Linked DNA regions of Homo sapiens: region 1 is linked to region 2. Evidence: chromatin contacts called from ENCODE Hi-C or POLR2A ChIA-PET data. All regions are on one chromosome and are shown on one strand. Each heading gives the region's core, a stretch centred on a gene start or an enhancer-like site at or near the end of the contact. The rest is flanking DNA. Distances are from core to core; before and after follow the strand shown. Region 1 overlaps SH3BP2 (SH3 domain binding protein 2). Region 2 overlaps FAM193A (family with sequence similarity 193 member A).

What was found. Hi-C counts contacts between places; a loop is a spot of excess contacts on that map. ChIA-PET counts read pairs that join two places held with the same protein, here RNA polymerase II (POLR2A). Pooled maps may share reads with other maps.
Region 1: a pooled map shows a loop between it and region 2 (2.9-fold over the local background). The contact joins two enhancer-like sites. A Hi-C loop is called at or near these places in 2 of 50 pooled maps. POLR2A ChIA-PET finds 5 or more read pairs at or near these places in 3 of 52 experiments (AG04450, activated B cell and activated CD4-positive, alpha-beta T cell).

What each region holds. Positions count from the first base shown.
Region 1 is chr4:2,799,921-2,804,757 of GRCh38, forward strand. All of the region lies in intron 1 of SH3BP2 (SH3 domain binding protein 2), which reads left to right. Among named protein-coding and RNA genes, the nearest start is that of SH3BP2, 9.3 kb to the left of the region's middle. RefSeq lists an enhancer at 1,330-1,379. Within about 2 kb of position 1,456, at least 28 of the 41 ENCODE cell types and tissues checked have a DNase peak (open chromatin) inside an H3K27ac peak, as active enhancers do.
Region 2 is chr4:2,596,771-2,601,620 of GRCh38, forward strand. All of the region lies in intron 2 of FAM193A (family with sequence similarity 193 member A), which reads left to right. Among named protein-coding and RNA genes, the nearest start is that of FAM193A, 63 kb to the left of the region's middle. RefSeq lists enhancers at 1-884, 885-1,837. Within about 2 kb of position 2,046, at least 15 of the 41 ENCODE cell types and tissues checked have a DNase peak (open chromatin) inside an H3K27ac peak, as active enhancers do.

The sequences.
Region 1 (4,837 bases), core at 206-2,705, 200 kb after region 2:
GGGCTTCCAGCAGGGGCTGGCTTATGTTTTCAAGCTTACTCTGGGGTCTGGAGACCACTGCCGAACATACGCCCTCCAAGCAGTGGCCACAAGAAGACCATGAGGAGCTCGGGCGGGGTCTGGGGAAAGGGTGGGGGCTGCCACAGACAGAAGTGGGTTCGTCGAGGCTGCAGAAGGCTGGGTGGGAGTGGAGGAGGTGACGTGACCAGGATGGGGTCGGTGACCCCTGCACAGGGGCTACAGGGGATGAAAGGGGAGGGAGCAGCAGACTGCTGAGATTGGGGTGGCATTGGCCCTGGTGGGACTGACTGTCCCCGGCTCAGTCTCCCTCCTCCTTGGCTGGCTTTTCTGGCAGACAGTGGCATGGTCCAGAGCTGCCTCCCTGGGGAGGGAAAGGGCATCCCCAAGTCACTCCTGAGGCTGTGTCCCCAGAGTGTCCACCGGGCTGTGCCACCTCCCTGTCTGATGCAGCCTGCCCCTGCCTGAGCTGCCCGAGCCTGCCCCGTGGCTGCTTCCCAGCCAGGAGGAGGCCCTAGGGGCAGACACCGGCGGGCTTGCTTACAGGCCCTGCTGACTCCAGAGTCTTACTGCCACCCGAGCAGTACGTGGAGGTGCTTGTCCTGTGACCGCCCCCCCCCCGGGCTGATGACGGGCCAGGTGGCACTTCACCTGGGGGCTCTGGGGAGGCTGTCTCGGGCTCCCGTGCCAGGGGTGGGTGCAGGGAGGCTGGGCAGGCAGGAGAGCTCAGGCCTCGGCTCCCACGGGTCTGGGGCTGTGGTGGTTGGGGACCCTAACTAGAGCCATTCACCCCTCTGAGGAAGGACCTGGCCTGGAGCGCCATCCCCAGGGAGCAGTAAGGGCATTGGGGGTGTCTTGGGGTGACCTGGCCGGGGGCAGAAGGCCAGGCGGGAGTTTGCAGGTGGGGAACGGCTGGAGGAACTCGTGGAACAGCCTGAGAGGTGTCCGGCGAGGTAGGGCATGGGTGGCCTTGAGCCCTGAGGCTGAGCGGAGCTGTCTTTGAGAGCCACCTCTGCTGAGGCTGCAGCAGAAAGGCTGTGACAGGCTGGCTCCGAGGGAGGAAGGAGCTGGGCTGTGGGCGGCCTGGCCTTGGGAAGGGGGCTGGACAGTTGCATGGTTGGGGGCGGAGAGGAGGAGACCCTGATCCAGACTCCACCCCTGCCTGTCTTGACCGCGGAGGACCGGGGCCCAGACTGCAGGGGTGCAGAGAGGCTGCGGCAGAGGCTGGGGGCTGGGCTCCTTTCCCGGCAGGCCGGGCCCACCGCCAGACCCTTGTCCTCACTGGGCCTCTCTGAACAGTGGAGCGTTGTGAGGGGCCTGGGAACGTTCAGGTCACCCAGGCCCCCTCTGGGCCACGCTGAGGGTGAGGACAGGAGCCAGCGGGCATGAGTCATCCTGTCCCCTGCCCGGGCCCCGAGGCTCTGGGGTTCCCAGGCTGAGGAGGAACACACAGCTCTCGGTTCCCCAACCCGGGGTCTGGCCCACTCCTTCTTCCTTCTTTTTGCCTCTCTGTCAGCACCTCTTCCTGTTGCCTCCCTCTTGCTCCTGGGCCTGCCTGCATCTCCCTTCCCCTGTCCGGCCAGAGACCCCGGCCTGGGAGTGGCTGTGGCCTGCTCTCCCACCCCGATGCCTGCTGCAGCCCCAGCAGAGGGGCTGGCCTGTCGCCTTGAGCCCACCTGTGCTGGCCTGTGAGTGGCCCCAGGAGGAAGCCAGCGCAAGGACAAGACCCAGCCTAGACAGGAAACCTCCTGAGGCCAACCTAAAATTTACTAAGGAATAAAAAATGACAAGAAGCAGAAGGCAAGGGAATAGAATAATAAACCCAGAGAGTAAAAACGAACAACATCCGGGAAAAAAACCCATGTTAGAAAACAGTTTAAAAATATTAGCCAGGCGTGGTGGCTCATGCCTGTAATCCCAGCACTTTGGGAGGCCAAGGCGGGTGGATTAGTTGAGGTCAGGAGTTCAAGACCAGCCTGACCACCGTGGTGAAACCCCGGCTCTACTAAAAATACAAAAATAAGCCAGGCATGTTGGCGCATGCTTGTAATCCCAGCTACTCGGGAGGCTGAGACGTGAGAATTGCTTGAAACTGGGAGGCAGAGGTTGGAGTGAGCAAAGATTGTGCCACTGCACTCCAGCCTGGGTGACAGAGAGACCTGATCTCAAAAAAAAAGGGGCCGGGCGCAGTGGCTCACACTTGTAATCCCAGCACTTTGGGAGGCCGAGGCCGGCAGATCACCTGAGGTCAGGAGTTCAAGACCAGCCTGGCCAACATAGTGAAACCCTGTCTCTACTAAAAATACAAATTAGCTGGGTGTGGTGGTATGACCTGTAATCCCAGCTATAGGAGGCTGAGGCAGGAGAAGTGCTTGAACCAAGGAGACAGAGGTTGCAATGAGCCAAGATCGTGCCACTGCATTCTAGCCTGGGCACCAAAGTGAGACTCTGTCTCAAAAAAATATATGTGTGTGTGTGTGTGTGTGTGTGTGTGTGTGTGTGTGTATGTATATATGTGTGTGTATATATGTGTATGTGTATATATATGTGTATATGTATATATATGTTTGTATATATGTGTATATATATATGTATGTGTGTGTGTGTATATATATGTGTATATATGTATATATGTGTATATGTATATATATGTTTGTATATATGTGTATATATGTGTATATATGTGTATGTATGTGGTGTGTGTATATATATATGTATATGTGTGTGTGTGTGTGTATATATATATGTATATATGTATGTATGTATATCTATATACACACACACACGTAACGTTAGGGAAAAAGGATCACAGCGAATGCATTAAGGCAGCAGAAAGACCTAACCCTCAAGTGCTGAAATGAGTGGACAGAGGGAAGGGACCCTGTTGTGCTGACTCAGCCTTGGTGGGTCCCAGCCTGTGGCACCCGCTGACAGATGGTGACAGGGTTCCTGGGTAAGCGAGGGGCCCAAGGACCCTCAGTGGTGCACAGAGGAGCCATGATGGGGGCCACGCCTGGGCCCCAGCGTCCTTTGCCCTGACCCAGGAGCTTGTCCAGATAAAACGCCGTAAAGTGCCTGGGCTGAGCCCGAGGTGTGTGCAGGAGCTGCATGGTTTTGTGCGGTCCAAGGGAGGCCGCCAAGACCGCCACGGTACGAAAAGTACCACGGTGATGAGTGAAAGGGACAGGCGGCGCAGGGCTCTCAGGCCACTTACTGCTATACGGTCCCAAGGCCCACCCTGTAGGGCTTACACAGCTGCCTACACAGGGTGCCCATCGTGGTGGCTCCTGACCTCTGCCGTTGGCTCTGGGTGGGAGCAGTGGGGCTGGGTTTCTCTGACTGGCGCCCCTACTGCATGCCACCCCAGCAGGAGCCCCAGGGCCTCGGCATCTCCACTCTGTTCCCTTGTTATCTCGCCCTGGTGCTGGGATCCGGGATAAGCAGGGTGCTGTCCACTTCCAGGGCCTAGGGACCCAGTGCTGGGCCAAGTGCCTATGGCAGAGTGCTTGGGAGCTGTCTGGTTTGGTCCTCAGAGTCCTGTTGCTAATAAGCGTGGAGGGGGAGGACGGAGCAAGGCTCAGGGAGTGAAGTGACTTGCCCCTAGTCTCCAGCTTAAGGGACCAAGGCTGGGACTGGAGCCCAGGCGTGAATGGTGCCCAGGAGCTCATCCCAGGGAAGGTCTGAGATGCTGTCTGCCTCACCTGGGCATGTGGCCTGGACTGGCAGTTCTAACTAAGACCCACCTCTGTCTCTCATGTCAGAAGGTGGGTGCCTTCTCTTACCTGCAACCCCAGGGCCTTTGCACAAGCTATGCTCTGTCTGACTCTATGTAATCCCATGCTTGGCTAACTCATGTGGAAGATTGCTCCCAGGACGCTGGCGGATGTGTCAACGTGTCTGGGTGGAACAGATGTCACAAGGATGTGAGTCAGAGGTGGCTGCCTCCCTAACAGATTGGGAGCCCAGACAGAGGGTGACAGTAGCTTGGATCCCGGGTGCAGGGTGTGGCGTTTGCCTGTAGGTGCTGTGCCTGAGTGCCTCCCCTGTGCCCGATACCATGAGACTTCAGGCCGAGTGGAGTGACACTGTGCAAGAGAGACAGGGTCCGGCTGACCAGCCTCACCATGACTCCAGCCGAGCCCACTGAATAGGTGGGCTACCTTCCACCATTCCCTGGCCTCGGTTTCCTGCTCTCGGTTTCCTCAGCTGCCTGGTGGGTTCCACTGCAACTCTCTGGGGGTCTCCTTCTGTCCCGGCACCGCCTGCTCCTGTTCCTCATCCGAGTCTCTGCGGATGCGTGGACCCCGCCCTCTGTGCAGCCTCAGCACTAAGTCCTGGGTCCAGCAGCTCCGGGACTGCCCCAGTTACTCCTGGGGAAACTGAGGACTGGAGCTCTGCTTCTTTGCCCGAGTTTTCTCTAGGGTGAGCACCAGACCACTCTTTCTTCAAGGGAACCAGCAGCATTGAGCGGGACCCAAAAGGGGGCTGTGGCCTGGGAGAGCTTCCCAACCAGCCTCCCCAGGGGCTCTTGGGATCAGTTTAAAACAGAAGCAGCTCCTAACTCCTCAAGGGTGGGCTGGAGCCCCTGCTTCCCCAGGCCTTCCTGTCCTGCTGAGCTGGGCCCTGCGGTAGCTTCCTCCCTGTACCCCACATGGCGTGGCCCACCCTGTGTCCCCTGGCCTCCTACCCAGAGCCCTGCCCCCTCCACAGAGGCCAGGGCCCACCCCCACTGTCCTTAAGGTTGGTGGGCTTCCTTCTGAGAGTGGGCCTGGGGTTTCTCCTCTCCTTCTTACCCACCCCAGAGCCAGGCTCAGCAGGA
Region 2 (4,850 bases), core at 796-3,295:
ACCGCACCCTTACTCTTATCTTTGACCTGATGGAGTTTTGGTGGGCCCTTGTTCCGGGCAGGCTTTCACATGTACTGTTTGGGTTCTGGAAGGAGTTGGCTTTTGCAACTATTTGAGACCCCACATTCTAGGCCTCTTCTGTGCCCTTTGATTTCTGCTTGAAAGCGGCTAATTATTTTCTGAGCTCTTCTCTTCCTTCTGATACCTTGCTATGTGCAGCCAGGAAACGTGTGCATTCCCTGCTCCTCTGTTTTCTCCTGCAGAACTGCCTTGGGGGAGTCCTGGTGACAATCTGAAGAGCGCATCCCCACTGCCTGGTGTGGGTTTCCATCTTTACTGGCCTTGGAGGCAAGCCCCATCTCCAGGGCCAGTTTCTATCCTTGGGGTCTCATTGTCAGAATTACTTTCTCACTCGGCCCCTCCCGCATGTCCCGCTTTCCTGCTGTAATTCTCTTCCTAGCACTTATTTCTAACATACTATGTATTTTACTTACTCATTTGGTTTGCTTTCTTCTTCATTAGAATATAAACTCTACAAAGACAGCTATTTTTATGGTTTTCTTTGTGTGGTTTTTTTGTTTGTTTTTTTACCAATACCATTTTCTTTGCTTTTTGTGGTGGTTGGTTTGTTTTCTCATTAAACTTTATCAGCTCTTCTTCCGACTCCAGCCCTGCTCTTGTATTTTAGCCTGCCTCTGCCCTTGGGAACAGGCTTCTGCTGTTTGCCCTGGTCCAGAGGCCAGCGGAAGTGCCTATGGTTCCCTGCAGTGCGTCTTGCCTGCGTTGGAGGAGGATCTCATTTCCCAGCCCCCGGCTTGTCTTGGTAATGGATAGTTTGTCAGATGAGCCATTCTCTCCTCACCAGAAACAGTGACCTTGGGAACAGCAGAGGTGTAGTGTTGGCCTGTGTTTGTGGATTCGGACCAGCTGTTGCTTTGTAGGTCAGCCTCTTTGTTGGAGCTGGCCTTTAAAAAAATAACATGATTTACCTTCCATTAAGATTCACTCTTTTTTTACTTAAAAAATGTTCACTACCACAGCTAAGCTACAGAACATTTGCATCACCCCATAAAATCCCCTTGTTCCCCTTGGTAGTCACTTCCCTTCCCCCGTCCTAGCCTCTGGTAACCACTCACCTGAATTTTTTTTTTTGAGACAGAGTCTCGCTCTGTCACCCAGGCTGGAGTGCAGTGGCACAATCTTGGCTCACTGCAACCTCCGCCTCCCGGGTTCAAGCAATTCTTCTGCCTCAGCCTCCCCAGTAGCTGGGACTACAGGCACGCGCCACCATGCCCAGCTAATTTTTGTATTTTTGGTAGAGATGGGGTTTCACCATGTTGGCCATTATGGTCTCGATCGTGATCCGCCCGCCTCTGCCTTCCATAGTGCTGGGATTATAGGCATGAGCCACCGCGCCTGGCCTGACCTGATTTTTGTTCCTACAGTTTTGCTTTTTCCAGAGTGTCACATATACTTCTGTAACTTGCATAATGCTTTTGAGAGTTACCCAAAATGTTGCATGCATCCGTAGTTTCTCTTTTTTATTGAGTAATTTTACAGATAAACCAATTTATGCATTCACCAATTAATTGATGGATGTTTGTGTTGTTCCCACGTTTGGGCTATTTTGAAAAAAGCTGCTATGAACATTATTTTTCTTCTGTGGACATCCTTTTTATGTGTTGCTGGATTGATTTGCTAAAGTTATGTTAATGATTTTTGCATCTGTGCTCATGAAGGCTGTCTGTAGGCCTCTTGTCTTACAGTGGCCTTCGGGGTCTCATAAAATGAGTTAGAATGTGTTCCTGTTTCTTCTCCTTTCTGGAAGACTGTGTTAGAATTGGTATTATCATCTCTTCCTTAAACGTTATTGGTTCTTGCTTTCTGTTTCTCTTGTTCTGTTTGGTCAAATGCCAGACAGTGTGCAGAGAGCATCAGGCTGAGGTTGTTTCCTGTGTCCTGTTGTGCACCTGGGAGGCCAGGTCAGTGCATTTGGCCTCAGCTGGGCTGTCTCTAGCACTGTGCGTGCTCGTGTGGGCCTGTAGAGGGGAGTCTCTCTCTACTTCCTCCTTGGCAAGGTCTCCGATGGTGGCATCTTCTCAGTTCCCCCCTCTAGCCTGACTCTTGGGCAGCTCTGTGCTCACGGCCTTGGGGGCAGCTTTCCCAGCGAGCCCACCTCTGCCCGGTGGCAGCCAGACTCTGCCTTGTATCTGCAGGGGTCTGACCGGCCCCGTGTCTTGTGCTGGTCCTGGCCTGTGTGTGGCACACGCCTTTCTCCAGGACAAGGAGAAAGGCATGTTTCCTTCCTCTCTGCTAGTGGATTAGCTGGAGACTTGGGTGCAGGTCTCCTGGGAATGAGTGGGAACATTCGTTTTGGGGCTTTCCAGGGGTTAGACTCCCACACTTGACACTCTCAACCTTTCAGAATTTGTTTAAAGTTAAACTGTTTTTTTTTTTTCTAACCACTTTTATGGCCTCCTTCCACTTTCCTTCCTCTGTCAAAGGTGAAACAGTAAGTGTGTCCCCTTCTCCCTGGAGGGGCTGCTGCACTTTGTTGTGTAGTTCCCTCCGGCAGCCTGGTCACTTCGGCTCTCTGATGGCCCAGAGATAGGATTTTATCAATTGTCCTGCTCTGTCTCTGGTCAGGGCTCTGGTCAGGGCTCAGAGTGCACGGCTCTCCTGCAGCTTTCTGCATCCAGAGGGGAAGTGGGGCTGAATTGCTGTCTTCTAGATAAGCATTCTGTTATCAGCAGTTGTAGGAGAATATTGGTGGGAATTTATCTTAACATCTTGCCTGACAGTTGCACGTTGCAAATTTCTCTGGAGACCTCTTCTTCCAAGATTGACCCATCCTAGCATCACGTCCTAGACATAGTCGTGCCTGGAAACCTAAGAAATCTCCATTTCAAACTTTCATCTTGATCATTGTCTGTCTTTGTAGCTCACTTGCTTGTCTTCTCTTGCCATAGTTTTTTTTTTTTTTTGAGACAGAGTCTTGCTCTGTTGCCCAGGCTGGAGTGCAGTGGTGCAATCTCAGCTCACTACAACCTCACTTCCTGGGTTCAAGAGACTATCGTGCCTCAGCCTCCCGAGTAGCTGGGACTATAGGCATGCGCCATCACACCTGGCTAATTTTTTTTTTTTTTTAGAGACACAGTCTCGCTCTGTCACCAGGCTGGAATGCAGTGGTGCGATGTTGGCTCACTGCAACCTCTGCCTCCTGGGTTCAGGTGATTCTCATGCCTCAGCCTCCCGAGTACCGGGGACTATAGGCGCGCAACACCACACCTGGCTGATCTTTGTATTTAGTAGAGACAGGGTTTCGTGATGATGGCCAAGCTGGTCTCAAACTCCTGGCCTCAAATGATCTACCTACCTTGGCCTCCCAAAGTGCTGGGATTACAGGCGTGAGCCACTGCGCCTGACCTGCCATAGTTCTTTGACCTCATCCATCCCTATCAGTCCATGGATTCCATTCCTGTTAGGTTTATCACGTCTCCCCGACCTCACTCCTAGGAGCCTGAGTTCCCGGACTTGGCACTGTGGCTCTTCCGTGGCTCTCAGGCAAAGGCCCTGAACTTTTTTTGGTTATGCTGGTCCAGCCCTGTCTCTTCCCTCCATGTGGCAGAATATTCATGGAGAAAATTGCTGGCCTCAGTTTACTGCTTCCTCTTCATAACTTCATGACTGCAAACCATGCATGGGCATCTAGTGCGTTTTTCTGGCTTAAGTACCTCCCCAAACTCCTTGGCAGGAACCCTTCCTTTTCCTTGCTTCTTAGACTACGTGTACCCTCTTTACCCACCCCTTGCTCAGCTCAGCTATTGACCTTCGTGCTTCAGGGAGAAAATCAAAGTTAACACCTCCCCTGTATCACCCCCAAACCCCCATAGCTGAGGGCATTTTCTCCTCTCTTTCCTCTCCAAGGCCCACCCCCACTGGGCTTTCAGGTGCCCATCTGTTTTCATCTTCTTCAAGACTTTGTCGCTTTGATTATTGTTTTCTTCTGCCTTGGCCCATGACCCATGGAATGCAAATACTCTGGGGCTACCCATTCATGAATGACCCGCCTTTGGCCTCACCTCCCCTTCACAGCCATGTATGTCTCTAGGTAGATTTTAAAGTTGTGGTTCAATTTCTTTAATGGTTAAAATCTTGTCAGGTTAGTTTTGGTAAGTTATATTCTTAGAAATTGTCAAAGTTGCCCACCAGCGTGGCACATGCCTGTAGTTGCGGCTACACAGGAGGCTGAGGCAGGAGGGTCGCTTGAGCCCAGGAGTTCTGGGCTGTTGTGCGGTATGATAGTGCCACTGTACTGCAGTCTGGGCAGCACAGTGAGACCCCGTCTCTTTTAAAACAAGAAAAATTGGCAGAGTTACTGGTATAAAGTTCTGTGTAATGGTCTCTTTTCACTTCTTACCTGATTTGTAGATTTGACTTTTTATTTCTTCTTCTTCTTTTTTTTTTTTTTTTTTTTCCTGAGATGGAGTTTCTCTCTGTCGCCCAGGCTGGAGTGCAGTGGTGCGATCTCAGCTTACTGCAACCTCTGCCTCCCGGGTTCAAGCGATTCTGGTGACTCAGCCTCCCGAGTAGCTGGGACTGTAGGCGCGTACCACCACACCCAGCTAATTTTTTTGTATTTTTAGTAGAGATGGGGTTTCGCCATGTTGGCCAGGCTGTTCTCTAACTCCTGACCTCAGGTGATCCGCCCACCTCGGTCTCCCAAAGTGCTGGGATTACAAGCCTGAGCCACCATACCCGGCTACTTTTTTATTTCTCATATTTGTGCCTTCTTTTTTTTCTTTTAAACTAGTTTTGTTAGAAGTCTGTCAGTTTTGGCCCAGCACAGT